Regions from separate parts of the Homo sapiens genome. Here region 1 is linked to region 2. The links are chromatin loops, found by intact Hi-C in ENCODE. Cell type or tissue: GM12878. All regions are shown on one strand. Links, peaks and the distances in the headings refer to the core of each region. The heading gives the core; the rest is flanking DNA. Region 1 overlaps FANCC (FA complementation group C). Region 2 overlaps AOPEP (aminopeptidase O (putative)).

Region 1 (16,373 bases), core at 3,022-11,021, 490 kb before region 2:
CCCATTGAATTAATGCAAGAAACCAGAGGTACTGTTAGGATATTCTGCAGACTAAGTCAGGGTGAAAACATATTTAAGAACAAATTCAGCAACTGAGAAACTTCATGTCTTGAATGTGAGAGGCAATCTCCCATATGAAACTGTTAGTTGACGTTGAAAATTCATTCATCCTGGTGGTTGGGTTAGGAGGAGACCCAAGAAGAGCTTTTGTATTTAGTTTCCTGGTGGTTGGAGAGTTCAAACACTAGACTTGGAAGCAGATAATACCTCATAGTACAAGGAACAGGAACTTTTCTCACTGTCTGGAAAAACCAAGCATCTGGCTGTCTGATTTTAGTGAAATTGTAATTCAGGGGGAACTGATTAATTTTATTAGACAGGGTGTGAGTCCTGTGGCTCCTGCCAGGTGTAACTGAGATCCACTCTTGCCTTCTCTCTCTGCTCCTGCTATTTATGATCCTTATGCTCAGAGTGTGTAGAGTAGGTTTGCATTCTTTTTTTTCTTTTTAGAGACTGAGGTCTTGTGAAGTTGCCCAGGCTGGATTTGAACTCCTGGGCTCAGGCCATCCTTCTGCCTTAGCCTCCTGAGCAGCTGGGATTACAGGCATGCACCACCTAGCTAGGTTTGGGTTCTGTTTGGCTACACTTCCTCCTATTCCTGCCACCAAGGTTTGTAGTTGTCGTTGATTTTAATAGACTATTTTTTAGAGCAGTTTTAGGTTCACAGCAAAATTGAGCAGAAAGTACAGAGATTTCCTCTATACCCCATGCCCCCACATGCATAACATCCCCCTACTGTCAACATCCCCCACCAGAGTGGTACATTTGTTAAAATTGATGAACATGCATTGATACATCATTATCACCTGAAGTCCATAGTTAACATTAGAGTTTACTCTTGGTGTTGTACATTCTATGGGTTTGGACAGATATACATGTGTCCGCTATTATAGTATCATACAGAATAGTTTTATGGCCCTACAAATCCTCCGTGTTCTACCTATTCACTCTTCCCTCTCCCCTGCCCGAGTGGAATTTCTGTTTTTATTTTATTTTATTTTTTGTTTATTTATTTTTTTGAGATAGGTTCTTGCTCTGTTATCCAGGCAGGAGTGTGGTGGCACAATCATAGCTCACTGCAACATCTACCTCCTAGGCTCAGGTGATCCTCCTGCCACAGCCTCCTGAGTATCTGGGAGTACAGGTACACACAACCATGCCTGGCTAATTTATTTTTCTTTTTTTTTTTTTTTTGTAGAGACAGGGTCTTGGTATGTTGCCTAGGCTGGTGTCAAACTCCTGGGTTCAAGCAATCCTCCTGCCTCAGCCTTTGCAATCCCAAAGTGCTGGGATTACAAGCATGAGCCACCACGCCTGGCCTGTTTTTATTTTTAAAAATTACTTGAGGAACTGGTTCTAATTCCAGTCCTGTGCTGAACTTGTATCATACATAGTTCAGAGAATTCCTACCTATGTAGGGACTGCAGATATCCTCCCCTTATCCCTTTCCTCCTTTCCCTTCCCCAAATAATGGCAAGTCAGTGCCCATACTGTGTATCAGTCCATTTCATTTTTTGAGATTTCCTTGATGGTCTGCTAATTTGGAGACACTTCTGGACAAATGATAAATTTCTGGCAGTACAAGCCCAAAGTAGTAAGGTTTTGTTCTAGACACTGGAGCTAGAATGAAATTTAAAAATGGTTCCTTGCTTTTACACTGTTGGTGGGAGTGTAAATTAGTTCAACCATTGTGGAAGACAGTGTGGAAATTCCTGAAGGATCTAGAACCAGAAATACCATTTGACCCAGCAATCCCATTACTGGGTATATACCCAAAGGATTATAAATCATTCTACTATAAAGACACATGCAAATGTATGTTTATTGCAGCACTGTTCACAATAGCAAAGACTTGGAACCAACCCAAATGCCCATCCAATGATAGACTGGATAAAGAAAATGTGGCACATATACACCATGGAATACTATATAGCCATAAAAAAGGGTGAGTTCATGTCCTTTGCAGGGACATGGATAAAGCTGGAAACGATCATTCTCAGCAAACTAATACAGGAACAGAAAACCAAACACCACATGTTCTCACTCGTAAATGGGAGTTGAACAGTGAGAACACATGGACACAGGGAGGGGAACATCACACACCAGGGTCTGTCAGGGGGTGAGGGATTTGGGGAGGGACATCATTAGAAGAAATACCTAACGTAGATGACGGGTTGATCGGTGCAGCAAACCACCATGGCGTGTGTATACCTGTGTAACAAATCTGCACGTTCTGCACATGTATCTCAGAACTTAAAGTATAATAAAAAAATTAAAAAATGGTTCCTACTCTCTATTTACAAATTATGACCACTTCATCCAAAGATCACAAATTCTAAAGTGATACAATCTTTCTGGGTAGCCTTAACTAAAAGAGCTGTATCACTCTTGAGTTCCTCTATGCATATGCCAATCATTTCCTCTTTGCTACACCCTGTTTTGAAGTGTCTGCCCAGACAGTAGTACTCATCAACCACCAATCTTTGTGGGATGAGCAACTGACCCCGTAGAAAACTATCTAAAGGGTCTGTTGGCTGGATTGAGCCAATCACATCCTCTTCCCTGAGAATGGGGACCTTGAGATACTGAGCTGATTAGATAATGGTTAGTTCTTGGGCTGAAATTTCGTATAGAATTGTGACCACCTTCTGAACTACAGCATAAAAGACGTGCAAGCTGGGGGAACAAAAAAAGCCACAGACAGCAGAGACAGCAGAGGCAGCTAGTGTACAGAGAGATGTGCTTGAACGGAGCAGAAATGTGGACACCCTGAGATGTGGCAGGAGCTTCTAGTTCCACTTCCTATTTGGACCAGCTAAACCTTTTCTTTCCTTGGGTGTTGTTCATGAGATCTTTGGTCATAGCCTTTTCATAACACCTCTTCCCCCATTTGACTTGTGCTAGTTGAGTGGATTTCTGTTCTAGAGCTGAAATGCAGTGCCAGCAGAATCTAGTGCAATAGAGTCTTATGTAATTAAAGTCCTAAAGACTCTTTGGGTTGTGAGACACACAAAAAGATAGAAAACCAAGGTTGATAATCAGTACAAAATAACTACATGTTGGGGTACCCTTCAGTCAGTCAATGTCTTCCTCACCGGTAGGCATTTAGTGACTCGTTCACCACCCTTCCCTCGTCGAGGCTAAAGAATGCCTACGTCATTTCATCTTTTCTCAAAAAAGAAAAACATTCTGCTGTTTTCTGCTTCTTTATTGATCACATTTGTCCTTAATTCCTTCATATAACCTCAGGTAGAATATTAGTCTAGGTGCCAGGGGATGTGGGTTCTGTTCTTGTTGGGGTTCTAACGGGATGGATGGTCTCTGTAAGGTTCTTCATCTCTCTGTACCCCTACCCCCACACCTTTGCCGGACAGTGAAGAGTTATGCTGATCACCGATTTCTAGCTGATAACTCCCACAAAACAAGGTGTGAATAAAGAGTGTGAAGAAATCAAGCTACTTCACAGGCATTTGCTATAGATGAAATAAATATGCCTATCCCTCACTTAATGATGTTAATTCTAAGAATCCTGCCAGTAAGTGAAAAGCTAGAAAATGAAAAATTACTTCTGTTAATTTTTTTGTTGTTGTTTTGGTTTTGTTTTTTGAGACAGAGTCTTACTCTGTTACCCAGGTTGGAGGGCAGTGGCGTGATCTCCCAGCTCACTGCAACCTCCACGTCTCGGGTTCAAGCAATTCTCGCCACAGCCTCCCGAGTAGCTGGGATTACAGACATATGACACCACGCCCAACTAATTTTTTCTATTTTTAGTAGTGACAGGGTTTCACTGTGTTGGCCAGGCTGGGCTCGAGTTCCTGGCCTCAAGTGATCCACCCGCTTGGCCTCTCAACTGCAGCCGGCTAACTTATGTTCATTTTAGTGGTAAAAGTTATGATGTGTTCCATCCCAACCTAAGATGTCCAAATACTTTCTACAAATAGAAAAATATATCATTGAGCAATGAAAACTTTTTATTAGTAAATAATCCAAAATTAAATAAATGTAATTGGTACATAAAATGTGTTAAAATGATGCTTTGTTGCCTCAATAAAAAAGAGGAGGCGGGGCCGGGCGCGGTGGCTTGTGACTGTAATCCCAGAACTTTGGGAGGCCAAGGCAGGCGAATCACGAGGTCAGGAGATCGAGACCATCCTGGCTAACATGGTGAAACCCTGTCTCTACTAAAAATACAAAAAAATTTAGCCAGGCGTGGTGGCGGGTGCCTGTAGTCCCAGCTACTTGGGAAGCTGAAGCAGGAGAATGGCGTGAACCCGGGAGGTTGAGCTTGCAGTGAGCCAGGATCGCGCCACTGCACTCCAGCCTGGGCGACAGAGCGAGACTCCATCTCAAAAAAAAAAAAAAAAAAAAAAAAAAAGAAGAGGCTTGATGGGATTGATGGAAGAGGGAAGGAGCCATACTTTGGAAGGTGGTTGGTGAGTCAGGTGATAAACTTTTAAGGCGTGCATTCAGCAGCAAAAGTGCTTAATAATATTTTTCATTGGGGATTTTGACAGTAGAAGAAACTCCTAATGTGGAAACCTTTGGTATATTGGTAGAAGGGAATCTTCAGATCAAAAAAAAAAGCAAGATGTAACTTTGCTTCCCTTTTTGTAATTTGCAATTCATACACCTCCTTGCAGGATGCGATATTAGTTTCCCGAAGCTGTTATAGCAAATTACTACAAACTTGTTGGATCAAGAGAACAGAATCATATCTTGTTGCAGTTCTGGAGGCCAAAAGTGTGAAAACTGACATGGCCACATTCCCTCTGGGGACACCTTCCTCTCACTTCTGGCGGCCAGCATGGCATTCCTGGGCTTGTGGCCGCATCCCTCCAATCTTTGCTTCTGTCTTCACTTTGCTGCCTCCTCTGTGTCTGTCTCCAACTTGCTCTGCCTCTGTCATAAGGTTGCATGTGGCCTACCCTACCCTGATATTCCAGGACAAGCTCCTTCTCTCAGGATCCTGAATGTTACCACTTTGTAGTAGTTGTTGTTGTACAAGGTAATAGTCATTCCTTTGCCATGTAAAGTAATATTCACAGGTCCCATGTGCTAGTGTGGGAATGAGGTGCCGACATTTGGGCTGCTAATTCTTTGTTGTGGGAGACTGTCCTGTGCTTGGTAGATGTTCAGCGGTGTACCTGGCCTCTGCCCACTGGGTGCCAGTGACATCCTTCTCCCAGCTGTGACAACCAAAAATGTCTTCAAACATTGTCAAGGGTCCCCTCTGGGGCACGACTGTCCTTGGTTGATGAGCACTGCTTTAACCTAATCAGAGCCCATTCTTATCCCACTCAAATATGCTGACTGGGAAGTTTCCAGTCTCGTTAAGAAGGGGGAGGGTGGAGAATGGATGCTGGAGAGGTGACTGCTCCTCTCCACTACACCTAACATTCTAGTGAAGTCCACAAATGGGCCAAATCGAGCAGGATTATGAAATTTTTGCTAGACCCCTGTTAGTGTATTCTAACATTGTGGCATTTTATATTAGTCAACTAAATCTCAATATTATGTTTTAAAAAAATCCAATGGACCTCTGAATCCCCAGGTTGGGTTTTTTCTACTTTACCTATGTTAAATATGTTAAATACCTAGGTTGCCCTTTATCTTAGAATTTGTCCATGTATCACCTCATTCTTTTTCAGCAGGTCCCTTTCTGGAGGTTTTCATACTCAGTTGGATTTATCCTCCCTGCGACTGCTGCCTGCTCCTTGCCTTGCCATGCGGCATTAGTAGAGTATGAACTGCACATTTAGCACAGCAGTTTATGCACTAGAGAATCAGGATTGGAATTTTTCTGAAGTATCTTATTTTTCTGTGAAATAATTGAAACAGAGTATAGACACATTTGCTGTTTTGAAGTTTTTATGATTTCCAAAGTAATAAATGTGCACTCTCACAGTTCTCGGGTGGCTGATCTCTGGAGTGCTTGCCGTTTCTCCGGGTGGTTGCTTTGTACAGGCTCCCCTCTCGTGTTGGCCTGCAAGTGCTCTCGCTGCGACGGGTCCCTGACCGGTACTGGATGAGAGGACTAGTACTGGTGCAGATGTTGGCATAAACAAAAGCTGCAGCTTTTTAATCATGACTAAGGCATGGGAGAGGCTGACATATAATTGTGGGGAAAAGCGAGAGAGATCAGATTGTTACTGTGTCTGTGTAGAAAGAAGTAGACATAGGAGACTCCATTTTGTTATGTACTAAGAAAAATTCTTCTGCCTTGAGATTCTGTTAATCTATAACCTTACCCCCAACCCCGTGCTCTCTGAAACATGTGCTGTGTCAACTCAGAGTGGAATGGATTAAGGGCGGTGCAGGATGTGCTTTGTTAAACAGATGCTTGAAGGCAGATGATCAATAAATACTAAGGGAACTCAGAGGCTGGCGGGATCCTCCATATGCTGAACGCTGGTTCCCCGGGTCCCCTTATTTCTTTCTCTATACTTTGTCTCTGTGTCTTTTTCTTTTCCAAATCTCTCGTCCCACCTTACGAGAAACACCCACAGGTGTGTAGGGGCAACCCACCCCTACAATAATGGTTCCCAGAGTGTCCCTCTCAGACCAATAAAACATAGCAAAACTACGTGATAACCAGGCTGGAATGTATGTGAATTGTTCGAGTGAGTCTGTGTCACTTGAACTGTACTGGGCAGTACCTAGGGGCTTCATGTAAGGCATGAAGGGCTCCAGAAAGAACCCGCTCTTTGCCTTCAGTTGTATTCTATATGTTTAATACACAGCACAGCAGAAGCAATCAGCTCTCCCCAATGTTACTTATCCCATAAATCATCTTTCCTTACACCTACGTATTTTCTTCTGTATTCAATTTTATTAATGGATCATCTGATCTCCAGCTTTGCTGGTTTAGAACCTCTGTGCTCATCTTAAGCTCCTCAAGGAGAAAAGGACTATTGTAATCATCTTTCAACGAGTTTGTAAAAACAATTCCCCCATCACAGCACTGTGCCTCATAGGGTTTAAAATTTGACCGAATGACTGACTTTACATACATCCTTCCCAGACCCTTTAGGACTACTGCTCCCCTAGAGGTTTTCTCTGCCCTTTGGAAAACAGGTAGGGGAAGAGGGATCTAGAAATGGCAGTATTCATTAAGATAGCCAAAGCTTGATAGGAAGAGACATTCATTTTACTGTGGTAATTAAAGTGAAAATGGGAGAATAAGAAGGCATGCTGCTTCTTTTTCAGGAGTCTTGGCAAGGGTTCTAGTTTTAAAAGAAAGAGACACAGCCAACTAGATTGAAATGATGTGGAGTTCATCCCTCCACAGTCATATTTTACTGAGCCATTTTTCAATAAATGGACTAAATTGTCCCTTGGAACTCAGTAGGTGGTGCTCTTGTGCTATAGCATAGCATCGGCTTTGGAGAGGTTCTGAGAGCACAGCGGCTGGTTCCAGGGCCTGTGTCCTGTCAGTCCCCTTTCATAGCTGCCAGGCACACACCTGGAGGGCATCACATGGCTGGTCTGGTGAGAGGCTTTCTGTCTTTGGAAATGAGGGGGTGAATTAAGGTCTTTACCTTCTCTAGCCTGTCTGAGCTCTGCTTTCCAGGGGAACCTAAATGAGAGGTTTTCTAACCTTTTAAAGAAAAAAAAAATGTGACTGTTTATCCAAACAATTACGATGTGTATTGTTACCAGTTTTCCAAGATTTTTTATATTGTTATTCATCTGTGATTCCTCAAATCAAAGTTCCTTTCCACATAACTCAGGGTATCATTCTTGTTTATGTTTTCCTTTATGTTAATGTTTGTTTCCTGTTTAAGCTTCAGAGAAGATGCAGCAGAAAGAAATAAATATGTAGTAGAGAAATTTGGAAGTGATGAAGGAATACAGGTGAAAGCCATCGAGTTCATGCAGCAGCTAGTAGTAACTTAGCTGACAACAGACCCTTTTGGCAGGAGCCCATTGCTTTACTCCTTTTGCTATATAATGAGTTCCTTGGTCCGAAGTTGGTTGTGATACCATGATGGTGAATAAGGAATCCAGTCAAGTCCACATTTGGTGATGCTGGAGAAGTGTGGTGGGCAAAGAAGATAAATTTAAATCCAGAGTGAGTTATCTATTACAAGGAGGACAAATCTGTTGCCTGAAGCATTTCAGGGTCTGCTTTTTCATCAAGTTTCTGTAGGGGTTGTATAAAACGAAAGTTACTTCACCTATATCCACCAACTGGTAGGGGAGAGGCAAAATGCTAGTGGGACTCACAGCCTGGATGTGCTGATCTGACCCATTCAGTCACCTGTGATGTCGAAAGGCTACCAGCCAGGTCCGAGTGAGGCCAGGCTGTGGGGCCAGCAGCTGGGCTCCTGAGCTGTGCTGCTGCAGATCCAGTGATGTGCAGTGTGTTTTGTCAAGACAGAGTGCTTCCTCTCCAGTCTACTGTCTAGTATCTTGTGCACTGAGTTTTTAGGTTTTAATGACCGTAGTCCTGATTTACATACTTTGCAGTTGATTTTTTTTTAGCCATCTTTTAATTCTGCCTTTTCAATTTATACTTTCTTATTTTTTAATTAGCTTTTTTAAAAAGCACCCTAAATATACTGATTTTTGTTGGTTTTAAAAATCACCTTAAATATATTTTGTTGGGATTATTTTAGTGTCTTAAGTATACTTTGTTAGGATTTTTTAGCATCTAAATATACCTATTTGTTGGACTGATTAACTTCATCTGAAGTGAATTTGTGATCTAATGTCTGATATTGTTAGTTGCATTTATTTCTTCATGTACTTTAGAACTTTGGTTAAATGACATGTTTTGAATGAGGTTTTAAAAACTTTTCACTCATTCAGTCATTTTTCGCCTCTTTCTCCCTCTCTGCACACTCTCCCCTGTGTAGCCTCATTCTGCTTGTCTCTGTCTGGCTTCCATGGAGCCTGGGTGCAGAACTAGCTTTCACAGTGGGGGCTTAGTTACCTGGGCATTCATGGCTGCTTCACGCAGTGCCTGGTCCTGCCTGACAGGTGTCCTCCATCCTCCCTAGACCGCCACTCCATAGGAGGCAAGGATGCTGCGAGCCTTCCTTCAGGCATGGAGGGGTAGGGCTCTAGTCAGCACCTTCCATCCCACCTTCCAGCAAGGGTGCTAGTTTCTCACTCTGTCGTTTGTGCCTCTGTTTAGCCCCCAACCCTTCTAAGACCCAAACCTACAGTTTCATTGCCTGTTTTTGGACCCTAGCATAGGAGGGGCTGGCTGCTCATGGTTTTGTCCTCGGGGTCTTGCCTCTTTGTGTTTCTGTCTCGTATCGATTTCATAGAAATGTTTATTTTGTGTGTGTGCTTGCCTGTATCCTTTTCCTTTTTTCTTTTTATGTTTCCCCTCTCATTGCTGTATGTTTGGAGTAAAGAGAATCCATCCAAAAGTGAATTTACCGTGCCATCTTAACTGGAAGTCACATGGGCAGAGAGTTTAAAGGAAAGAAAGATACTTGGTTTTACATAGTACTGAAAGCTAACCACAAGAACGCTTCCTATGTGAGCTCAGTGACCCATAGCATATAGTTACTTAAACTCCGTCTGAGGCTTGCAGGCCCCAAAAGATGAGTGGGATTAGGCAGGTGGGATTTATTAGGGTGCTATGGTTCTCTACAAAGGTTTCACCTTCTATTTTTCATTTTGGTGGTAATTTTTTAAAAATTCATAATTCCACACACCTAAATGCCTGCAATTCTAACTAAGTAATGTCTTAAAATTTCAGTGCCTGGAGTTGTGTTTGTATTGGTGCCAAGGAGCACTGCTTTAAATATAGGGAGATATTATAAAAGAACAGAGGTGAAAATGTAAATAACGTGTTTGAGCTAAGAGATTGCCGTTGCACAGTGGTTCTGAAGAGGAAAGTGATGCGTGAATTAAGCTGTCTCCCTGCATGTGTTAGTATTGGCCAGTCAACAGAACCTGCCTGTCGGTACCAAGCCCTACATGGTTAGTCCAAAGTGAGTTTCAATGACTGCATCATTGATCACGCTGAATTAATTTTGTCAATTTAAATTTTACTCATTTTGTAGATTTGTTGGTATTTAATTTGTATATTTTTTATATTGTGGTTGTGTAAGAGTTACAAGCATAAAGGTTTTACTGGTTTATGTTTGTTAATATTTAACTAATAAGAAGAATGACTTTAGATAATACTGGGAGCTCTCAACAGTTTTTAAGTTTGAGAACCATGGGTCAAATGGTAATTTAACTCTTGCTGTTGGTTGCAGCAAGCACCTTGCATTTGATTTTGATGTCTTTAGCTCACTCCTGCTCATGCTTCCTGACCTGCTTAGCTCAGGATCGTTTCTCTCTGGGGACTCTGACACCTCCATGCCGGGCTGGTGCCCCTTCCTCATGCTGCCTGCAGCCCCCTGTGTTTCCTTCTCTCCCAGCCCTTCCCACAGTGTAATCTGTGTATGGGTCCCAATTTCCTCATTAGCCATAAGTTGCTTGAGAGTGGGGAACACTGTCATCTTTTTATTTGCAGTGATTTTCAGAGCTCTTGTCATAAAATAGGCTCCTAATAAATGTATGGGTTTCCTTGTTTTTGTTTAGGTAGTAATAAATTACCTGTAGAATCAAGGAGAGAAAGAGGCAGAAATAACTTGGAGCCAAGTCACAAGGCAAGAAGAAGCTTCCTAATATTTTAATAACTAATGTGTTCCTCAGCTCACTTTCTAACTGGTCTAACCAAAACCCAAGTCTTACTGTCAGGTAAGTGAAGTGAGGACAAGAAACGCAAGGAAAGGAAGTAATGATTGTAATAGAATGCATGAGGGAAGGCTGGTATTTTTCAAGTCCGAATGATGGCTCCTTGGTGCTCTGATGGAGAACAAGGTCAGAGATTTCTGTCTTAGCAGCCTCGATGGCAAGCGCTGTGGTGAAGGGATGCTTTTATTTTGAAGCCAAGTCCAGAGAATAGCTCCTCTCCCCCCATTGCTGAGGTCTTGGGTGGGAGAATTGAGCCTAGTAAATCCCCAGAGTTATCTGCTAGATTCAGTTTCCTTAATTCTTTGCAAAGTCATCTGAAGAGTATATATACATACTCTGCACCTGGATTGAAGTTGCCTCCTCCAATTCCTTAGGCCCAGATTTTGTTTACAATTGAGGTTTGTTTGAAATTATCTGCAAATTTCAGGTCTGTGTTTTTGATTAGACTATCTCAGAGGTGGAACGCCACTGACTCAACAGAGAAATAGCCAGCTCCTCCTAGTGGAACTTTTCTTAAAACCTCATTGGTTTTAGGAGGAAAAATACCATTTGTTTCTTTCATAAGCACTTAATGGGAACAAGAATCTTTTATTGTGACTTTCAAAAAAAAAAAAAAAGCCACAAACACAGGGGTAAATTGACCAGTCTTACCCTGTGAAGTGAAGCAAAGAAACATTACATTTCAGCAAATTAAAAATAGTTATCAGGCTTTCATCAAGGAAGAGGAAGAATCTTGTCAACTTAAGTGGAATTGAACATAAATTTCTTAATTTTATATTTGATTATATTTTAGGGGGTTTTAAATATTTTCTGACAAGGTCATGGTGCCCCTAGTTGATGACATTGATTGATTGGAAGCTAAGTATTTGATTTGTCTTTTTTTTCTTTTTCCATAATTAGTGTGTTTTGTAGCATTCTCTCCATACATCTCCTGTTTGGTGCTTATTTCATGAGAGAAAGGACCTCATGCTGAGGGTAAATGGGAAAAAAGTGCACTTTATCAGGTCGCCTCCACTTTGAGAAGCTTATATGGTCCATATTTGGCATGAGTAGACTTAGCTCTCTGGGCTTAGAGATGTTTTAGACCAAAGGAAAGCATTCTTAGACTTTCTTGTCCCCCTGACAGGTACCATGTATAGCTACTTTTGTGTGGTTTAAAATGAGCTTTGTTTTAAATGTTAACAATCTTGGAGCTACAGGGGTTTCTATCAACATAAAATCAGTCAGAATTTTATCTGTTTTATTTTTCTTCTACAACAGCCTTGTTGCTTTTTTTATGTATTTATTTTCCATACATTTGTTCAGTACATATTTATCATGCTCCTACAATGTGCCAAGTATTGTGTGAGTTTGTGGGTTTCAAAATATGCTCAGCAAACTAGGTCCTGAGATGTGTCAGCTAGGATGTGTTTGATTGCAAGTAACAGGAAAGCCAAAGAATGGTGTTAAGGGATTAAGCAAAAAGAGCAGTTCCACATTTGGCTCCTTCATTGCCTCAACTATGCTGTGAGGACACGGGGCTGTGATTCTTCTTTGCTGTTTGCAGTATGTTGGCCAGTCCCCTCAGGTTTCCTTATCCCTGGGTCTCAAGGTGACTGTTACCGTTCTGAGTATCACACAAAGACTACTATGTCAGATATGGAAAAAAGTGAACTCATTTAAAACTGAGGAAAACTGAGAAACCTTTTGTTGAAGTTCAGTTCTCATGCCCTATATTTCCATAATATACCTGTTCCTACAGTTTGATAGGCGAGCAAAAGTAAATACCATGACTGGTCTGTACTAGCCATTCCCAAAATGTGGCTGAGGGCCCAGGGTCCCCGAGACCCTTTTAGGAGGTTCACAAGGGTAAAACTATTTTTATAATAATGCTAAGCTGCTATTTGCCTTTTCGACTCGCATTCGCTCACTAGTGTGCGGTGGCGTTGTCAAGAGGTTACATGATAGATGATGATGACCTCTCTCTGACAGCTAATGGAATGTGTGTTTGTATATTTTGTCTTTTTAATTGTTCTCAGTTTTAGTTTCTGGTGGTAAATATCTATCTATCTATCTATCTATCTATATCTATATATATATAGATATATATATATATACACATACATACACACACACACACATATATATATAAATAAAACTCTTTGGGGTCTTCAGTAACATTGAAGGATGTAAATGGGCCCTGAGAACAAAACATTTGAAATTACCTGCTCTGTGTGAATCAAGATTCACCCCTGGCACTGGCGGATATCCCAGTCTCCCTAAGACATATGGCCTTGAGATTCCTGGACAAAACTCTTAACAAAGAGGAAATGGAGAGCTTAGGGCTGCTGGGTGGGCAACTAGCAGTGTGTGCAGCCCTGTTCTGAGGGGGCCCTGAGGAGACAGCAGGGCAGGGATGCAGCATGTTCTCCAGGCCCCACCTCTGCTGGGCCAGCCAGGACTGGAGCCACTGTAGGTTTGTCATTTGTGTGTTGTTGGTTTTTTAATTGTGGTAAATATAAATAAGATTGTAACCATCTTAACCACTTTTACATGTAATTCAGTGGCATTGATTACATTAACATTGTTTAACCATTGCCGCCATCCATCCCCAGAACTTTCCCGTTATCCCAAACAGAAACTCTACCCATTAAGCAGTAACATTCCATTACTGTCTCCCCTCATGAATTAATTTGCCTCTGTGAATTTGACTATTGTAGGTACCTCATCTGTGTGGAATCAAAGAATATCTGTCCTTCCGCATTTTGTCTGATTTCACTTAGCATGGTGTTTTCAAGATTTATTCCTGTATGTATCAGAATTACATTCCTTTTTAAGGCTGAATGATATTCCAGTGTGTGCATATGCCACACTTCGTGTATCCTTTTCTCCACTGATGGATATTTGAGTTGTTCTCACTTTTGGCTGTTACGCTGCTATGAAATTGGGTGTACAAATATCTCTTTGAAACCCTGCTTTTAATTCTTTTGGGTATATACCTAGAAGTGGGATTGCTGGATCAATGGTAATTCTATGTTTAGTTTTTTCAGGAACCACCATACTGTTTTTCGTAGCAGCTGCGCCATTTTACATTCCTACCAGCAGTGCACGAGAGTTCTGGTTTCTCTGTGTCCTCATCAACACTTGTCGTTGTTTTCTTGATAGTAGCCGTTCTAAGTGAAGGGAGATGGTTTTCTGTTTGTTTTTAATGAATTAGGATGCATTGCCCCAGCCTGTCACCCAGCGTCTCCTCCCTCTTTGTTATCTTTCTTCAGACACTGCTCAAGTGTTTTAATGCTTTTACTTCCTTCTGCTCTCATGAATTGTGCTTGGTGAGCTCCATATTCTTGTAAGGTACATTTTCCATGAAGTTTTTGAATATATCCTTCTCCTAAAGGATAGAATTCACCAAAATGAGGAACCTTTAGTCCTGAGGTAATACTCTTTGTTGCCTGCTGTACTTTGAATCTGAGCCATGTTATCTCGGTGACTCAGACCATGAGCCCCTGTGGACAGTGGTGTATCTTTGTATCATGGCTATTTGAGTTCATAAAATAGTACTTAACAAGCAACCAAACTCTTGAGCAATTTATATGTGTGAGAAGAAGGGCAATGGCAGTGGTCCTAAGCTGATGCCATTGTGAACTGGTTCCTTTTCAGTATCTTGGATGTTTGCATGGCCCCATGGCTGGTTTCCCTTGGTACTTTATCCCAGCCCCTCACCTCTTCCTGCTTCTGAAGGATCCGCTCCCACCTGGCAGGAAACAGGGACAGGATCAAGCATGTGTGGGTCCTTCACTGGACACTGCCTTCTGTTCCAGCGTCTGCATCTCTCTGCTCATACGACTTTGCTTTAGTCCCCTCTGCATAGGAATTTCTGAAGGTCTTTATTTAATTTCTTTATTTTCTCCTGGAAATACTTACTGAGGGATCTAACAGCTTCTGTTGTTTTTAGTCTGCATACGTGGAGAAGGTGAAATCATGGTTTGTTTTGATTCCTTAGGGACTGGGTAAATGCACTAAAAGATACATTATGCAAGAAATGGAAAAAGTGGATTTCCTTCTGATTTTTCATGCCAATTGCTTTTGCTGCATTAGTATATGCTGTGCGTGTATGCACAAAATACTTGTTAACATCCTGAGTTTTCAGGAAATATGTTATAAAACATTTACCTTTTTTATTTCTTAAAAATGCTAAACAGTATTTCTCTAAGAGCTAGTAATGAAATGAATTTAGGTACATACACTAGGCAGAATCATAAGAAAGTCAAGGACTTACATTTGGAGCAAGATAAAGGATTTTGGTATTGAGCAAAAAATATAGTCAGCTGTCAATTGTCTAATAGGTTTGTAGATTACCTGCGATAAAAAAGTAGTACATCTGTGAAAAAAGTTGAAATTACCATAAATCTGAAGAATCAGCCCCATTTTTCAAGGCATGCATTTTTTGGAGCTGCACGGAAGCCACCTTATATGTCTGCTTCGGGTGACACTGTCTTATTCCTCCGTGAATAATGAATTGAACGTCTCTCCCTCTTTGTGACAAAGCCCTCTGGGGCAAAGCAGTAGCCGTACAGGTAAGATAGGGGGTCCAGACAGCAGGTTTTGGATTTTCCCCTCCTTAGAGCCAGGACTGGAAAAATGGAGTCATTATTTGAGGACTGGAAGGAAAAGGAGGGAGCAAGTGCTAGGACTGTTATCTCTGCCCATCCTGGTGGGTGGTTTTAATATTTCCAGACAGAGAACTCAGTTAAAAAAACAAACAAACAGAAAATACATACTATTTCAACAATTTGCAAAATTTTGTTGTATTCATCAAGTACTGTCCATCTTTATTCACATTTATAAACTATAATACTTTTTCCTTTTTTCTTTGCCTGTGGGGTGATGTCTTTATGGTAAATGTGTATCTGGAAGTTTTTTTTTTTTTTTTATATTTTAAGTTCTGAGATACATGTGCAGAATGTGCAGGTTTGTTAGCCAGGTATACACGTGCCATGGTGGTTTCCTGCACCCATCAACCTGTCATCTACATTAGGTATTTCTGCTAATGGTATCCCTTTCCTAGTCCCCCAACCCCCTGACAGGCCCCGGTGTGTGATGTTCCCCTCCCTGGGTCCATGTGTTCGCATTGTTCGACTCCCACTTATGAGTGAGAACATGTGGTGTTTGGTTTTCTGTTCCTGTGTTGGTTGCTGAGAATGACGGCTTCCGGCTTCATCCACGTCCCTGCAAAGGACATGAACTTAGCCTTTTTTATGGCTGCATAGCATTCCATGGTGTATATGTGCCACATTTTCTTTATCCAGTCTATCATTTATGGGCATTTGGGTTGGTTCCAAGTCTTTGCTATTGTGAATAGTGCTGCAATAAACATACATGTGTGCATGTGTCTTTATATAGCAGGATGATTTATAATCCTTATATACCCAGTAATGGGATTGCTGGGTCAAATGGTATTTCTGGTTCTAGATCCTTGAGGAATCTCCACACTGTCTTCCACAATGATTGAAGTAATTTACACTCCCACCAACAGGGTAAAAGCGTTCCTGTTTCTCCACATCCTCTTCGGCATCTGTTGTTTCCTGACTTTTTAATGATCGCCAATTCTAACTGGCGTGAGATGGTGT
Region 2 (16,373 bases), core at 3,588-11,587:
CTGGAAGCCATGAAGAGAGTTACTTGAAAGAGAGAGACAAAAGATGTGCTCAGAACTGCTGGAAACCCACCAGAGCCAGCCATTCTCTCCAACTTGCCTGGAAGCTGCACCCTGCTTCTGGAACCAGAAGGGCCACTCTTGAGATCCCTCTCTTTGTAGCTAAGAAGTTGAAGGTAGGCCGGGAGTGGTGGCTGTAATTCCAGCACTTTGGGAGGCAGAGGCAGGCGGATCACTTGAGGTCAGGAGTTCGAGACCAGCCTGGGCAATATGGTGAAACCCCATCTCTACTAAAAACACAAAAATTAGCCAGGTGTGATGGCACGTGCCTGTAATCCCAGCTACTCGGGAGGCTGAGGCAGGAGAATAGCTTGAACCTGGGAGGCAGAGGTTGCAGTGAGCCGAGATCGCACAATTGCACTCCAGCCTGGGTGAGACTCGGTCTCCAACAAAAAGAACAAGTTGGCCGGGCGCGGTGGCTCACGCTTGTAATCCCAGCACTTTGGGAGGCCGAGGCGGGCGGATCACGAGGTCAGGAGATCGAGACCATCCTGGCTAACACGGTGAAACCCCGTCTCTACTAAAAATACAAAAAAAATTAGCCGGGCGTGATGGTGGGCGCCTGTAGTCCCAGCTACTCGGGAGGCTGAAGCAGGAGAATGGCGTGAACCCGGGAGGCGGAGCTTGCAGTGAGCCGAGATTGCGCCACTGCACTCCCGCCTGGGCCACAGAGCGAGACTCCGTCTAAAAAAAAAAAAGAACAAGTTGAAGGCATACTCCTCCTTAAAGGGACAATCAAATCCAGAGACACTGAAGCCAATCCAGTGACAGCTTCTACTGGGCATGAAGCAAAACCACAGCCTCAAAGAGAATCACTGCTCTGATTCCAAGCCAGTAGAAGGAGGTAGGGACAGTCACAGACGTCTTGATGAAAGAATGACATGGATATGACATGATGGGCTATAGGGACTCCACCTCTCCCATTTTTCTGTCTTTCCGTAACTACCTACATTACCTGGAACCCAATGTCTCCCATGACTGCTCCATAAAAACTTTCATTTTCTACTGGAAACATAATGAGAGCTGAAGCAGGCAGAAAGGAGCGTGCAGATGGAAGAAGAAGCAAGAAGTTATGGGTAAGGAACTAAATCTTTTGAAAGCCTCTGGTTTAAAAAAAAAATCCTAAAAAAAACACATTTTCTTAATCAAAGGGCTGTGGTCTGTCATTCCTTCTCTGAAGTACATTTTAGAGTTTACCAAGAACCATTAGAATTTCCTTTTTAAAAATTCAGACCCTTGGCAGCTCAGTAAATAAGCAGCAATGGTGAGGCTTTCAGGTAAAAAGAGAGGTTTAACTGTATGAGGCCGAGGCCACCTTTGCTTCCTCCCCAGACTCTATTCAGGAACAGTAAAAGAACTTCTTTTCTAAAGACATGAACCAACAAGGAGAGAGAGAATAAAGCAGGAGACAATTCCTGCAGAATACTGGAAGCTAGAATGCAGATGGCAGAGTGGCAAATGACACAGCAGACCTGAATCCAGACCTGAATCCTAAGTTGGCAGTAGGGAAAGATAAGACCCACCTCATTTTACCCCTTAGAAGCTCCAAAAGGCTCTAGGGTAGAGGAAATGCTAAACTAAGCAGGCCCAGCTGCACATCTAAGAAGTGGTCAGATCCACAGATGGTCTCCCCAGCCCTGCACACCTGGGCTATTTGCCCATCCCACACATATCCCAACAAATAACTGGAAGTTTATTTTCTAGAAAGACTAAAGGGAGGGCCTCTGAACTGGCAGCTGTGGTGCTGGAGGAGAAATGGCACAGTTGAAGGCAAGTGAATGGAATTAGATGAATACATGCACATAGGATGCTGAGGCCACCAGCCATCCTCCCTTATTTGGTTCCAGAAGGCTGACAGCCAGGCTTTCACTGTCTAGGCAAGAGACTGAAAGAAGGGGATTAGCTTAAGAAATCAGTCTATGGTGAAGCTGATGGTTGACAAGCCCTCCAAATGTATTCACAGCTTCCAATTCATATTTCAGTCCCCTGCTCCTGAATGCTTGCATGCAAGCTTCCAGCCATCCCTAGAAAGCCTCTATTAGAAAATCAAGATCCAAAAGGACAAGCAAATGGGAAAAAAAAAAAACAAAGCATAAGACAATTATTAATTCCAACCAAGAAAAAAATTAACATGTACAGAAATAATAAGTCACAGTTTTGCTACAAGGCTTAGCTCTTAATAACACACAAAAATATAATGATATAAATGAAGGCCGGATGTGGTGTGATCCTAGCACTTTGGGAGGCCTAGGTAAAAGGATCACATGAGACCAATAGTTCAAGACCAGCCTGGGCAACACAGGGGGATCCCATCTCTACAAAAAAAAATTTTTTTTTATTAGCCAGGTGCATTGGTGGTGCCTGCCTGTGATCCCACGTACTTGGGAGGCTGAGGTAGGAGGATCACTTGGGCCCAGGAGGTCAGGCTGCAGTAGAGCTGTGATCACACCACTACACTCCAGCCTGGGCGACAGAGGAAGACCCTATGTCAAAAATAATAATAATATAAATGAAGAATACTGATCTAATCAACATTATGATATTAATTACATTGAGAAGACAGGATTTTAGGAAGGGGGCTTGTGTATGATGGAGTTTGGGGAGGGAGGAGGACAGCTAAATTACTTACCTGCCATAGTGGGAAGAACAACCCTGAACAATAAAGCATCTTACTGAAGGACATGCAGGTAAATATCAAGTAATCAGCCGAAAGAGGTAAAAGTGGTTACTTCTAAAAAGCAGGAAAAATGGAGGAAGAGAGATTACAAAGGACTGCTGCTTGGGAAAACGGGTATAATAAACCCATCAGAATTACTTGACTCTTTAAATATTGCATATTTAATGTAAAATAATTGAACTAATCAATTAATTAAAAGGTAATCTTAACAGAAAAAGAATAACACGTCTGGTACCAAGGTACTATTAAAATGATGAAATATAACTCAGAAGAAAGAAGCAATTTAGAGATAAGGAGCAGGCACTAGCCTATTAAGAAATCCTTTTAAGAATGAAGCACTACGCACAACAGGCTTTCTCCCTACATTTGCGTTGAATTTTTGACCTGATTTTCTTGCTGCCTGTCTGGTTCTTGTACCATCCACGTAGTCCATGGGCAAGATGATACTTGTGGAAACAGCAGAAACTGAAACTTACTTCCAAGAGAAAACACTGCTAATGGAGTAGAGGTATTTGTTAGATCCCTGCACAAGGTCAATAGAAATCCACGTAGAGCGCCCAATCCCATCACAACCCAGCACCTTCATCAGCATGTCTGCACTCTCAAGGTGACATGGGGAAGACACCGGAAGTCACAGCAGGATGTGGCAGGGGAGAGAAATGGAGATTAGCAATTAAAAAGTCAGAAACCGTAAATGACCCAGAGTTTGAGAGTGAGATAGCAATAGTGGTAACAGAACCTGAGGTGAGTCCAATAAAAATATGTTAAAACTGTCATTGTTTCCTCACAGTCTTCTCTGAAGTTCAATAATGGAAATAAAATAATTGGTTTTTAAATATCACACAAATTCATACTTTAAGTGCTCAAGATGATTTCCTCCTATACAGCGCGCAAGTTTTTTTTTATTTTCTTAGATTCCTAAAGTTCCTCTACTTAGTAGAGCTCATTTGGAATCAACTGTTTCAGACTTCAAGCTTTTAAAAGCAAAAAGGTTTCTTGGCTACCAAGTGACAGTCAAATCGGGGCAGATCAATTGGCTGGGCCAAATAAGAACCAGCCAGAAACCCAATTCCTTGTCAAACTCTTCTCAGAAGCTTCTCACTAGAGTCTGGCCCTGGGCTTCTTGCCTGGATCCTGGTTGAATGCTGGAGCCAGCGCTGAGATCATGGAGCGCTGCTAGTGCTCTGGAGAAGATTTTCATTAGTTCCCTGCTATGAGGATGTTTCTAGTATCCTCATTTGATAGAAAAGTCTCTTTTGAGTTGTCTCTTCATGGATTATTCCAATGAGCCCAATCTTACATGAAGACTGCCCACTGCCACAGGGAACAACACCTAACCTTATCTTCCAATCAGCCTACAAAAATTGCAAAGAATAAGGTGGAAATACTGCCCCAGAAAGCAGAGCATGCATTCCCAAAACAAAGATAAATAATTTCAGGATTGTCTATTGTTTGGAATAAGCCTACCTTGCAAGAGAATTAATGAGAGTTTATTGCTTTTGGATATGTCCATTCATTGAGTTCCACCTCTGGAATCTGACAGCTAGGGTTCAATTCCCTGCTCTGCATTTACCAGTTTGGGCACATCACTTAATTTCTCTAATGCATCAGTTTCCTCATGTATAACAAGAGAATTATCATAGTATCTTGCTGTGAGGATTAAGTTAGGATTAAATTAGATAATCTATAGAGTGATCACTAGGCATAATAATTGGCACAAAGTAAGTGTTCAAGAAACATTAGGTGCTGTCATCATCTGTTGTTGTTGTAGTCTTCATCTGCAAGCTCTCATCTTTACAGCTGTCTACCCTTGATGCTCACTCAGGCTAATTTTCTGAAGGCAAAGGCAAAGAATGCTGAAGGTATGGCTGCCACATGTGTACTGAAAACCGCGACCTGATGAGGCCCACATATGGAGTTCAAGGTTGAATGGCATTAAAACACAGTCCACACAAAGCGATCCATTTAAAGGAGAATGACAGCCTAAAGGGGGCATCCTGTATGACTTCATATAGAATGGGCCATTTGGAGACTATTTAAATGGTGTTTACTTTAAATGAGCCATCCTTGATGAAACAGACAGTGAATGCCTTCATTTTCCTTTTGATTCAATCCACTTGCACTAGACTCCCTTTGCTACACCAGCTGCAAAACAAAGAGAACACACTGTACTTGAATTAACCCAGAGTTTTTCCTCTGCAGAGGCCAGAAACCCCTCACACCACTGGATGATTTCACAGCCAGGTCGGGATTCATTAGCAAGACTAACAGAGAGGGTTGGTAGGAAGGGATGCAGAGGAAACAGCACTCCTTAACTTCAGGCACAAGCCGCCACCCAGCTTGCCCTTCTTTCTGGGCAGATTCTGTAAAGCTGGACTTCTGACCTCCTCAGAAAGAGACCAGAGTTCTCTAACGCCCCTACATCACTTTCTCCTATTGGACTGTATTTAGGGGGAAAAACTCTCATACTTCAGTTGTCTCACTAGTAAGATACATGTATCGTATGACGTATTGACAATAACAGCTGTTACAAGACCCAAATAGACATTTTCATCTCCACAACAGGACTGAAATTTTCCTTAGATGACTGTGCTTTTTGCAGCTATAACAGAACTTGAAATGGATCAATTTTCAAATCACAAGAGGCAGTTTAAAATTTAGTTTTTGGGCCGGGCGCAGTGGCTCACGCCTATAATCCCAGCACTTTGGGAGGCCGAGGCGGGTGGATCACCTGAGATCGGGAGTTTGAGACCAGCCTGGCCAACATAGCGGAAACCTCATCTCTACTAAAACTACAAAATTAGCCGGGCATAGTGGCACATGCCTGTAATCCCAGCTACTCAGGAGGCTGAGGCTGGAGAATCACTTGAACCCCGGGAGGCGGAGTTTGCAGTGTGCTGAGATCGTGCCATTGCACTTCAGCCTGGGCAACAAGAGCTAAACTCCGTCTCAAAATAAAATAAAATAAAATAAAATATAGTTCTGGGCCAGGCACAGTGACTCACGCCGGTAATCCCAGCACTTTGGGAGGCCAAGGCGAGAGGATCACCTGAGGTCCAGAGTTCAAGACCAGCCTGGCCAACATGGGTGAAACCCTGACTCTACTAAAAATACAAAAATTAGCCAGGCGTGGTGGTGGGCACCTGTAATCCTAGCTACTCAGGAGGCTGAAGCAGGAGAATCACTTGAACCCAAGAGGCAGAGGTTGCAGTGGGCCAAGATTGCACCACTGTACTCCAGCCTGGGCGACAGAGTGAAACTCCATCTCCAAAATAAAAATAAAAATAAATAAAATTTAATTTTGAAAATAAGTATCATAACTAAAGAGTGTTAAAACAGTTATCTTAATTATTTTTTCAATGACTTCTAAAAACTGTCCTGTGAATAGTTTTGAAGATTCTATTTTCCACAGGAGGAAGAATAATTCTCAGTGAAGAGGGAAAAAGGAAGAACATGAAGGAGTAGTCAGTTCATGAGAGGAGAGAGAACTTTTTATACTAAACCTGTGAGAAACTTAGCTGAGATAATCATTTTTCATAAAAAATTTTAAGAGAAGAAAAATCAAGATACGGTAGTCATTTTTACACATCAGTCATGCCTACCAATAGTAAATTAAATAAGAAATTTATGAAAAGTCAGTGTCCTATTAGTAGGTGAGTCTTGGATAAACTCACTTAATATAATTAAAAGCACAGCTATAACCACACACACATAACCACTCTGCTTGTGCAGAGGCTAAGTTAGATCATAGCTCTGCCAAGTTAAGCATCTCATGGAACTTCTCATATTAAAGAGTTATTGTTTTCACTGCAAATTAAAACAGGCACTTAAATTCTTCCTATGAAAACCATCCATTTTACTTTTTCAACCTCTCCACTATAGGTTAGACAAACAGCATGAAGCATTCGGAAATATCAAATTGATACGTGCTTTTATTTAACATATAATCTTTCTTTCCTCAATCCTTCAGTAGCCCCTGCTACTTTGCTACCTCAAAATTGTTTCTTTCTCTAACCACAATTCCTTATTTCAGCAATTCCTATCCAAACTATTATATATGTTATGATTACTTTGGAACATCTTTGTATCACAAATTAAAGATGCCTAACAATGTTTACAGGAATATGTATATTCAGAAACATGTACACTTATAAGTGTATACAGACATACTATAGAGAATGTATATATCATATATTTTAAATATATAATATACATACATCTGTACAATAAATATAATACATTCACGAAAAGGAGAGAGAGCTCCCCATTTTGGCTGCTCTTCCCCTCCTGGCCTCCTTCTCCACTGCTTGGGTCTTTCAGCAAACTAGCTTTCTGTCAGGACTTTGCAGATGCCGCGTCTACACCTTCCAGTTTTCTAAGTGAGTGCCACCCTCGTGAATACCCATAGCGTGACTGTCTCTTGTTAGTTCTTCTCCGCAGTTGCTCAAGGGTTGTAACTGGCACCAGAACAAACGAGACAGTAAGACGCCCTGGGCACCAGCATTGCCTAACCAGGGCAATGTGCCAGGTCAGGCCACCACTTTGCAAGCACTGATGCTACCCAGCAAGGCTTCGGTTTTCCTTGCCTGCAACATGGTACCGCCTCAGGCACAGGAGAGGCAAGAGAGAATGACCTTCAAGATCATTCTTGTGAACTAGGTAAAAGAGCGCCATCTGCTGAACACAAGCGCCTCTATAGGTTTTCCTTGTTGGCTAACGGGATACCTAAAGGAATATGCCCCACCAGGCTTGTTATTCAAGTCTCACCGGCCACTCTGACCTTCAATGCAGGTGACCCAGTTCCCCTTAAGCTGGATCAGCTAACTGGACACCAAATCATACTGCTCCAGGTGGTCACAGGTAAACTTGAGTGCTTTACTCACATGGAACATTCATGAATGTCAAGTCCAAGACAAAAATCCACAGCAATGAGAACTGGTATATACATGCCTGCCAGAATCATCAATGTCTGAAAGAAACCATGATGACTTTCACATATGTCGTGTACAGTAAGCGCAGTGCCAGGAGGGTAAGCAAGAACTAGTCAACAACAAATCACAAAACAAAAGAATTAACTGACACAGATTTAGAAATTACTGGCTCACCGGCATCTTTCTAATGGGAAAAGATTAATACGTTTACCCTTAAAAACATAGGAATGTATGTGTACTGGCGTGGAATAAAGTTTCCCTAGTTCTAGAAACAAGGAGCTTTCTCTACTTTGCATTCTTTCTTTGTGAGGAAAATACTTAATCATAACCATTCCTAAATGCCTCTTAATTTACCATTTCCTCATACGTAATTCCTGGTTGCATACTATGGGAGCAGTCTAAATAGTACTGCTCATTTGAAAAGTTGGCTTTCAGTTGCACACAGGAGGGTCTGGACTCTCAGATCTTGGCTTTTTCCTGGAATTTCCCACACAAAGTCAAAAGAAAGAGAATGTCAGAGAGCTAGTCTATTGGGCAGGCCAGAGAGTAGCATTTTGCCCAGAATGAAGTAATGTCTACAGTCTTACTTTTGCACTAAAAAATGAAATCAGATCCTATGCAAGGGCACATGTAGTTTTTAACACCTTTCACTTGTTCATATGCTTTTTCTCCTTCATCTGGAAGGAGCTTCCATTAGGCAGTCTTCTTCATTTACTTGAGGCTTCCCACAAAAAACAGAAGCAGAGTATTTTCTTTTTCTTTTTTTGTTTCTTTTTTTTTTGAGACGGAGTCTCACTCTGTCGCCCAGGCTGGAGTGCAGTGGCACGATCTTGGCTCACTGCAACCTCCGCCTCCCGGGTTCAAGCAATTCTCCTGCCTCAGCCCAAGTAGCTGGGATTACACGCGCCTGCCACCACGCCCGGCTAATTTTTTTTGTATTTTTAGTAGAGACGGCATTTCACTGTGTTAGGCAGGATGGTCTCGATCTCCTGACCTCGTGATCCGCCCGCCTCGGCCTCCCAAAGTGCTGGGATTACAGGTGTGAGCCATGGCACCCAGCCCTCAGAGTATTTTATTTTTCTAGGAAGCAGGGATATACTAAATTAGACTCTATAAAAATAAAACTTTCACGCCTATAATCCCAGCACTTTGGGAGGCCAAGGCGGGCGGATCACAAGATCACGAGATAGAGACCATCCTGGCTAACACGGTGAAACCCCGTCTCTGCTAAAAATACAAAAAATTAGCCAGGCGTGGTGGCGGGTGCCTGTAGTCCCAGCTACTCGGGAGGCTGAGGCAGGAGAATGGCGTAAACCTGGGAGGCAGAGCTTGCAGTGAGCGGAGATCGTGCCACTGCACTCCAGCCTGGGCGACAGAATGAGACTCTGTCTCAAAAAAATTAATTAATTAAAAAAAAAAAAAACTAAACAAAAAATTACTAGAAGAAAATAATAATGTACTAAACCAATTCTTTTTAAAATTTATTGAGGCTGGAAAAAAGGCATAAACTGTAATTAAGCAACAAAAGCAAAAGAAATGACCCTGAAGTCGATTTTGTTACTATCACTAGTAGTTTTAAATGTTTCTTCCATGAACATACTACTTCTGCCTGATTATAAAGAACACATTTATTCCACAAATGCATATTGGGCACTTATTCTATACAAGGCACTGTATTAGGCATTGGGTCTCTGCGCTCAATAGTTTAGCTATATTTTGGTAGAGAATATAGGCCAACAATAAGCCACAGGATAACATCTCTGTCTGCCCAAATCACATTATGCTGAGGAAGTTTAATAATAAAGGAGAATAATAAAAGAGCCAAGCAAGTTAATCTAAATCTATGGCCTTGTCTTAGCCTTCTTTAAAAAAAAAAAAAGAATAACAACTGCTCAGCTAATAGAATTCTTACAATGGTCATCACCCTACATCCAAACCATTACCCTTCATTTTAAAAACAGTTAGGAGAAATGATTTCCCTTATGAAGCAAGGACCCAGAGATCTGTCTTCTGATTTCTGTTCCCTGCCCAAGGGCTGCTGTCATTTCTGTTGCTGTTATCTGCTCCCAGGTGCCTTGCTTCTGTGGAAAAATCAGCTGGTGCCCGGGAAATGTGCTAATCAGGCCTATGTGTCACTGTGATGGAAACTGTGACTTGCTGGGTCGCGCTTTGCCAGTCATGTTTTCAAAGATAGCTCATCGTTTTAAAGGGCATTCTGCACAACAGAGTAGAGGTCCTATGAGACCAATCTGCCAATCGAGAAAACATGACTTAGAAAGGAAATAGCATCATCTTGTATCCACATCCCCTTTCTCTAAGGAGTGCAGATACATTTGTAGACATTATTCCATCCTCAGAACAGCCATTTTGGTTCTGGCAAACAGCTTTATTAGTACTGTTTCCTGATTGTCCTCTGATAAACCCTGTCTGTGGGAGGAATTGCAGTATTAAGCATAGAGTTCTTTTATCTTGTCTAGCTTAATTCTCCCTCAGCTTGAACTGGCAAAGATTGTTCTGTGATATCATATAAGGTGTAAGTGGTGTGAACGTAAGTAAATCTCAATAAGCATCTATTTTATTACTCTGTCCTCAACTGGAATTTGGGGAAAAAAAAAGGTCCACAGATATATTCCTGGGGTTATAAAAGTTTTTCATATTTAAAGTTAATTCTCAATTTTTTGATAATAATCTTCAAATAGATACACAACAACAGACAGACAGATGAATATGACAGAGGTCAGAAAACTTTTTTCTGTAAAAGACCAGGTAACAAATATTTTAGGCTTTGCAGGACCTTGTTGCCAATACTCAACTCTGCTGTTGTAACATGAAGGCAGTCAAAGACAATGGCCATGATCCAATAAAACTTTATTTACAAAAACAGGCAGTGGACTAGATTTAGCCAGCAGGCCATAGTTTTCTGACCCCTAAAATCATCCAGATGTGAGTACTGCCAAATGATTTCAGAGTTCCCATCTGTATTAGTGTATATGATTGCATGGGGACGTGTAGGACTGCGATAATTATCAAGAGATAATGAGAAAAGAACATAAGGATGATGCTTTTGGCTGAGTAAAGGCCAAACGATATCACAGCATGCTGTGTAAACAAAAGTTTACAGGGAGATGAAAGACAAGTGGTGGAGAACTGGATTATTTTGTGGCTCAGGGTAGAACAGGTGTTCAGTCTCAAAAGAAACTGCATGGAGCCGTCAGCACCATATTCATATTGTAAGGGGCAATTTCATCTCAGCAAAATATTAATATTTATATTCAATTTATATTTATATATTTATATCAATATAAAATTCAAATTATAAATTATAAATTTGAATTTTATTGATTTGCTAGTTTGATCTGCATTTCATTTATAATTTTATTTTGGCTTTACGGATGTGTAAGAGTTGTAAGAACACAGAGTTCATATCTAGTCTTAGATCTATAGTTTTTGAAATGTCATTCTAATATAAATAATTTAGGTCAACTGTGGTAAATCATGAGACCTTTCCCTCTAAAAAGAAGAATAATGCTCAAGTTTGGGAAACATTGTCAAACACAAGGCTTTACTGCAGGGCCAAACCATGAATGAGAAAATATGTAGGCTTGGTGAGGTGAGGGTGGGGAGAGCCACATGGCATCTTGGGAGGTGGAGTTATCACAAGCACACTGCTATAGGCAGAAATGTGAGTAGGCCACCTATCAGTGCCTATCTGAAATTGCAGTGTTTCATATACTCAATCAATTCAGCAAGTCAGGGAACCAAACAGAGACAACAGAGAAAAAGCCTATGTGAGTCTAGCAGAACCTGACTGGACAATTGCCAGCAAGACACTAGAGCCCAGATAAAGAAGCTGCGTGTATCTGCCAACCCCTTTAATCCAGTCAAGTTGACACCTAAAATTAACCACCGCACATATACAATAAATGTGTACTTTTTTTTTTTTTTAGACAGTATCATTCTGTCACCCACGCTGAAGTGCAGTGGTGTGATCTCAGCTCACTGCAACCTCTGCCTCCCTGGTTCAAGCAATTCTCTTGCCTCAGCCTCCTGAGTAAATGGGATTACAGCCGTGTACCACCACGCCCAGCTAATTTTTTTGTATTTTTGTAGAGACGGGGTTTCACTATGTTGCCCAGGCTGGTCTTGAACTCCTGGCCTCAAGTGATCCGCCCATCTTGGCCTCTCAAAGTGTTGGGATTACAGGTGTGAGCCACCACGCCTGGCCATAAATGTGTACATCTTAAATGTGTTGTTCAATGAGATTTCACAGATAAACACACTTACATAATCATTACCCCCATGAACATTTCCATTACCCCAGAAATTCCGCTGTACCCTTGCACTCATTTCTTCCTAACCCCATTCCAGCCAACCACTGATCTGGTTTCCATCAGTACAGACTGGTTTGACTTCTTCTCAAAATTCATATAAAAAGGGTCATTCAGTGTGACTCTATTTTACTCAGCATAATGTTTGTGAGATTCATCCATATTGTTGCAGGTGTCACTAGCTATTTTTTTTTTTTTTGATTTATCAGTAGTGGTCCATTGTGTGAATAAACCATAATTTGTTTATCCATCTACAGTTAGACTGTTTTTGGTCATTATGGAAAATGTGCTGTGAACAATCAGGTATTAATCGTTTTGTGGACGTAGGTTTTCATTTCTCTTGGGTAAATACTCAAGAGTAAAATTGCTAGATCGTGTAAATATATGTTTAAGTTTGTGAGTATCTGCCAAACTATTTCCAAAGTGGTTGCATTCTTTCATACTCTCACCAGCAATGTATGAGAGTTCTAGTTGTGGCTTATCCTTGGAAACACTTGGTATTTTCTGTCCTTTTAATTTTAGCCCTCTAACTAGGTGTAAAATACTATCTCATTATGGTTTTAATTTGCATTTCCCTGATGACGATGTTGAGCACCTTTTCATTTACTTTGCACATTCTTATATCTTCTTTTGAAAAGCATCTGTTCATGTCATTTGCTCATTTTCTTTCATGTGGGGTTTTTTATTGTTTTATTATTAGGTTATAAGAATACTTTATAGGCCAGGCACGGTGGCTCACACCTGTAATCCCAGCACTTTGGGAGGCCGAGGCAGGTGGATCACTGAAGGTCAGGAGTTCAAGACCAGCCTGGTAAACATGGTGAAACCCTGTCTCTACTAAGAATACAAAAATTAGCTGGGCATGGTGGTGCATGCCTGTAATCCCAGCTGCTCGGTGAGAGAATCGCTTGAGCCCGGGAAGCAGAGGTTGCAGTGAGCTGAGATCGCGCCACTGTACTCCAGCCTGGACAATAGAATGAGACACTGTCTCAAAAAAAAAAAAAAAAAAAAAAAAAAGATTATATAATTCTAGGTACAAGCCTTTTGCCAGATATATGTATTACAAATACATCCGGTATATGTGGCTTGCCTTTTCATTTTTATTTACACTTCGTCCTACTGATTTTCCATAGTGACATTTTTGTTCCTAATTTCAGCAGTAGAGATTTACATTATGTTATTTTAACATTAGTTTTCTTTTTTTTTTTTTTGAGATGGAGTCTCGCTCTGTCGCCCAGACTGGAGTGCAGTGGCACGATCTCAGCTCACTGCAAGCTCCGCCTCCCGGGTTCACGCCATTCTCCTGCCTCAGCCTCCGGAGTAGCTGGGACTACGGGCACCCACCACCACGCCCGGCTAATTTTTTGTATTTTTAGTAGAGACTGGGTTTCACCGTGTTAGCCAGGATGGTCTCAATCTCCTGACCTCATGATCCGTCCCTCGGCCTCCCGAAGTGCTGGGATTACAGGCGTGAGCCACCCCGCCCAGCCTTAACATTAGTTTTCTGTCAATCATTCAAATGAATGTCAATCATTCATTTTAAAAAATTTTCCTTCAAGAATGTTATACTTCAGTTAATAGGGCTGCTACAAATAAAAATATTAAAAAAAAGAATGTTATACCTAGCCAAGGATTGTTCATAAGTGAATACAACAAAAAGCCAATCTAAATATGGGAGGGCTCAGAAAATGTACCATTCATCCAGTCTTCTAAAAAAAAAAAAAAAATGAAGCTATTTCCCAGCCAACTTAAGAGCTCAAGAATGAAGAAAGTCTAAATACTTATTATGAAATCATTTGAAACTGAATGAAAATACAATAATAGTAATTCCTAGAAAATACATAATACAAAAAGTTATAGAGAAAATGTGAGTCCCAAATCCCAAGTTTTATTAAGTAAAACTGGAGAATATGGGTGCGGAAGGATAATGGAGTAAATACCCATCCAATTCCTTATTTGATATGAATTCCAGAGATATTGGTTAACTAAATTGTAAAACATCCATTTATAGGATACTCATAGCCATAACATAATGAGGAAAGGTCGGGCGCAGTGGCTCATGCCTGTAATCTTAGCACTTTGGGAGGCCGAGGCGAGTGGACTGCCTTAGCTCAGGAGTTCGAGCCCAGCCTGGGCAACACAGTGAAACCCCATCTCTACTAAAATACAAAACATTAGCCAGGCATGGCGGCGTGCGCCTGTAGTCCCAGCTACTCGGGAGGCTGAGGCAGGAGAAATGCTTGAACCCGGAAAGCAGAGGTTGCAGTGAGCCGAGATCACGCCACTGCACTCCAGCCTGGTGACAGAGCAAGACTCCGTCTCCAAAAAACAAATAATAATAATAAATAAATAATGAGGATACTCTTTACGCTCTGTTACAAAATATCTATAAAATAAATTTATTCTAAAAGGGAAAGCACAATACAAAAATGTGTCTAGCATGCTACAATTTGTACAACAAAAGAGAAAAAACATATTATTCAAGAGAAATTGGTAACCTTGGTTGCCTGGGGAAGTGTTACTGGATGTCTGGGAAATAGAGGTAAGAAAAACACGTTATTGCACATAATGCTTTGTCCTTTGTTCTTCTATAAATGAACCACGTAAATGTTACTTATTTTTAAATATAAAAATTTTATTTTATTTATTTATTTATTTATTTTTGAGATGGAGTCTCACTCTGTCACCCAGGCTGGAGTGCAGTGGCGTGATCTCGGCTCACTGCAAGCCCCGGATTCACACCATTCTCCCGCCTCAGCCTCCCGAGTAGCTGGGATTACAGGCGCCCGCCACCACGCCTGACTAATTTTTTGTTTGTTTGTTTATATTTTTAGTAGAGATGGGGTTTCACCGTGTTAGCCAGAATGGTCTCGATCTCCTGATATCATGATCCGCCCACCTGGGCCTCCAAAAGTGCTGGGATTACAGGCGTGAGCCACTGTCCCAGCCTAAATGTGTTGTTTTTAAGAATCAAGTAAGGCTGGGCGCAGTGGCTCACACCTGTAATTGCAGCACTTTGGGAGGCTTAGGCGGGCAGATCACGAGGTCAAGAGATCAAGACCATCCTGGCCAACATGGTGAAACCCTGTCTCTACTAAAAATACAAAAATTAGTTGGGCATGGTGGTGTATGCCTGTAGTCCCAGCTACTGGGGAGGCCGAGACAGAATCGCCTGAACCCGGGAGGCAGAGGTTGCAGTGAGCAGAGATCGCGCCATTGCACTCCAGCCTGGCGACAGAGCAAGACTCTGTCTCAAAAAAAAAAAAAAATCAAGTAAATACTCATCGGTGACTTCAGTACATACGTTAATCTAGCTTATGATAAAGACATCACAAAATTTAAAAATTCAATAAATGATCCTGAAGCAACTGGTTTTCTATTTGAAAAAAAAAGACAATGTTTAGTCCTCATTTCACAACCTGATGAGAATAAATTACAGACTGATTAAAGAGTTATAAAAATTAAACTATAAAAATATCAGAACAAAATGAATCTTAGAGAAATCTAATAAATTTAACTTCATAAAAAGACACATCATATAAAATTAAAAGATATACCAAAAGCTGGGAGCAATGCTTTTCATAAATATAAGAAATTAATATCTTTTTTTAAAGAGCCAATAAAATTGAAAAATAAGACAAATGGCAAAAATCTAGGTCTTCAGTATAAAAAATGGGCAAAGGAAATAAACAGAAAATGAAAATGGTTAAGAAACATATAAGGACATGTGAAACTCACTAATCATCAAAGTAATCCAATTAAAGAGAGACCTGCTGCTGCCTATCAGATGAGCAAAGTTCCAGGTGACAAGGACCCTCATAACTACAGATGAATGTATAAATTGGCACAGCCTTTCTGGAAAACATTATGGGATATGTACCAACAACCTTAAACATGTTCCAACTTTTGACTCAGTAATTCTAATTTTATATAAAATGTCTCCCCTGGAATTTAATGCAACTTTATTTATAACAGGAAAAAAACTGAAATAATCAAAATATTTAATATAGAAATGTTAAATTCTGATATATTCAGATAAAAAATATTGTGCCAATGTTAAAATCATATTAAAAATATTTAACGACCTGTAAATTGTTCAAGATACACTATAAGTGAAAAAGGCAGAATAAACACCATCATATGCTATCACAATTTGAGGATGATAACTGCACAAAACATATAGATTTTAAATACTGAAAGGAAATGTAACAAAATCTTAGCGATAATTTTCTCTATAATTTTTTTAATTTATTTTTAGTTTTCTGTATATTTTAAAGTTTCTATAATAAATATGTGGAAGGAGATGCCCTTTTTTTTTTTTTTTTTTTTTTGAGATGGAGTCTCACTCTGTCGCCCAGGCTGGAGTGCAGTGGCGCCATC

The links. Peaks named below come from ENCODE experiments on the same cell type or tissue, not always from the same donor. Only the 100,000 strongest peaks of a DNase experiment are listed, where the experiment ranks them.
Region 1: it touches region 2 in a loop (6-fold over the local background); 3 of 110 quality-filtered maps call a loop at or near these places.

What each region holds. Positions count from the first base shown.
Region 1 is chr9:95,259,990-95,276,362 of GRCh38, reverse strand. The region is part of intron 1 of FANCC (FA complementation group C); the gene reads left to right. Among named protein-coding and RNA genes, the nearest start is that of FANCC, 50 kb to the left of the region's middle. RefSeq lists a silencer at 7,342-7,636. In GM12878, for the core only: a CTCF peak has its summit at 7,405; a DNase peak (open chromatin) is centred at 9,513; H3K4me3 peaks cover 282 bases.
Region 2 is chr9:94,774,263-94,790,635 of GRCh38, reverse strand. The region is part of intron 3 of AOPEP (aminopeptidase O (putative)); the gene reads right to left. Among named protein-coding and RNA genes, the nearest start is that of MIR2278, 28 kb to the left of the region's middle. In GM12878, for the core only: a CTCF peak has its summit at 7,407 (motif pointing left); a DNase peak (open chromatin) is centred at 7,361.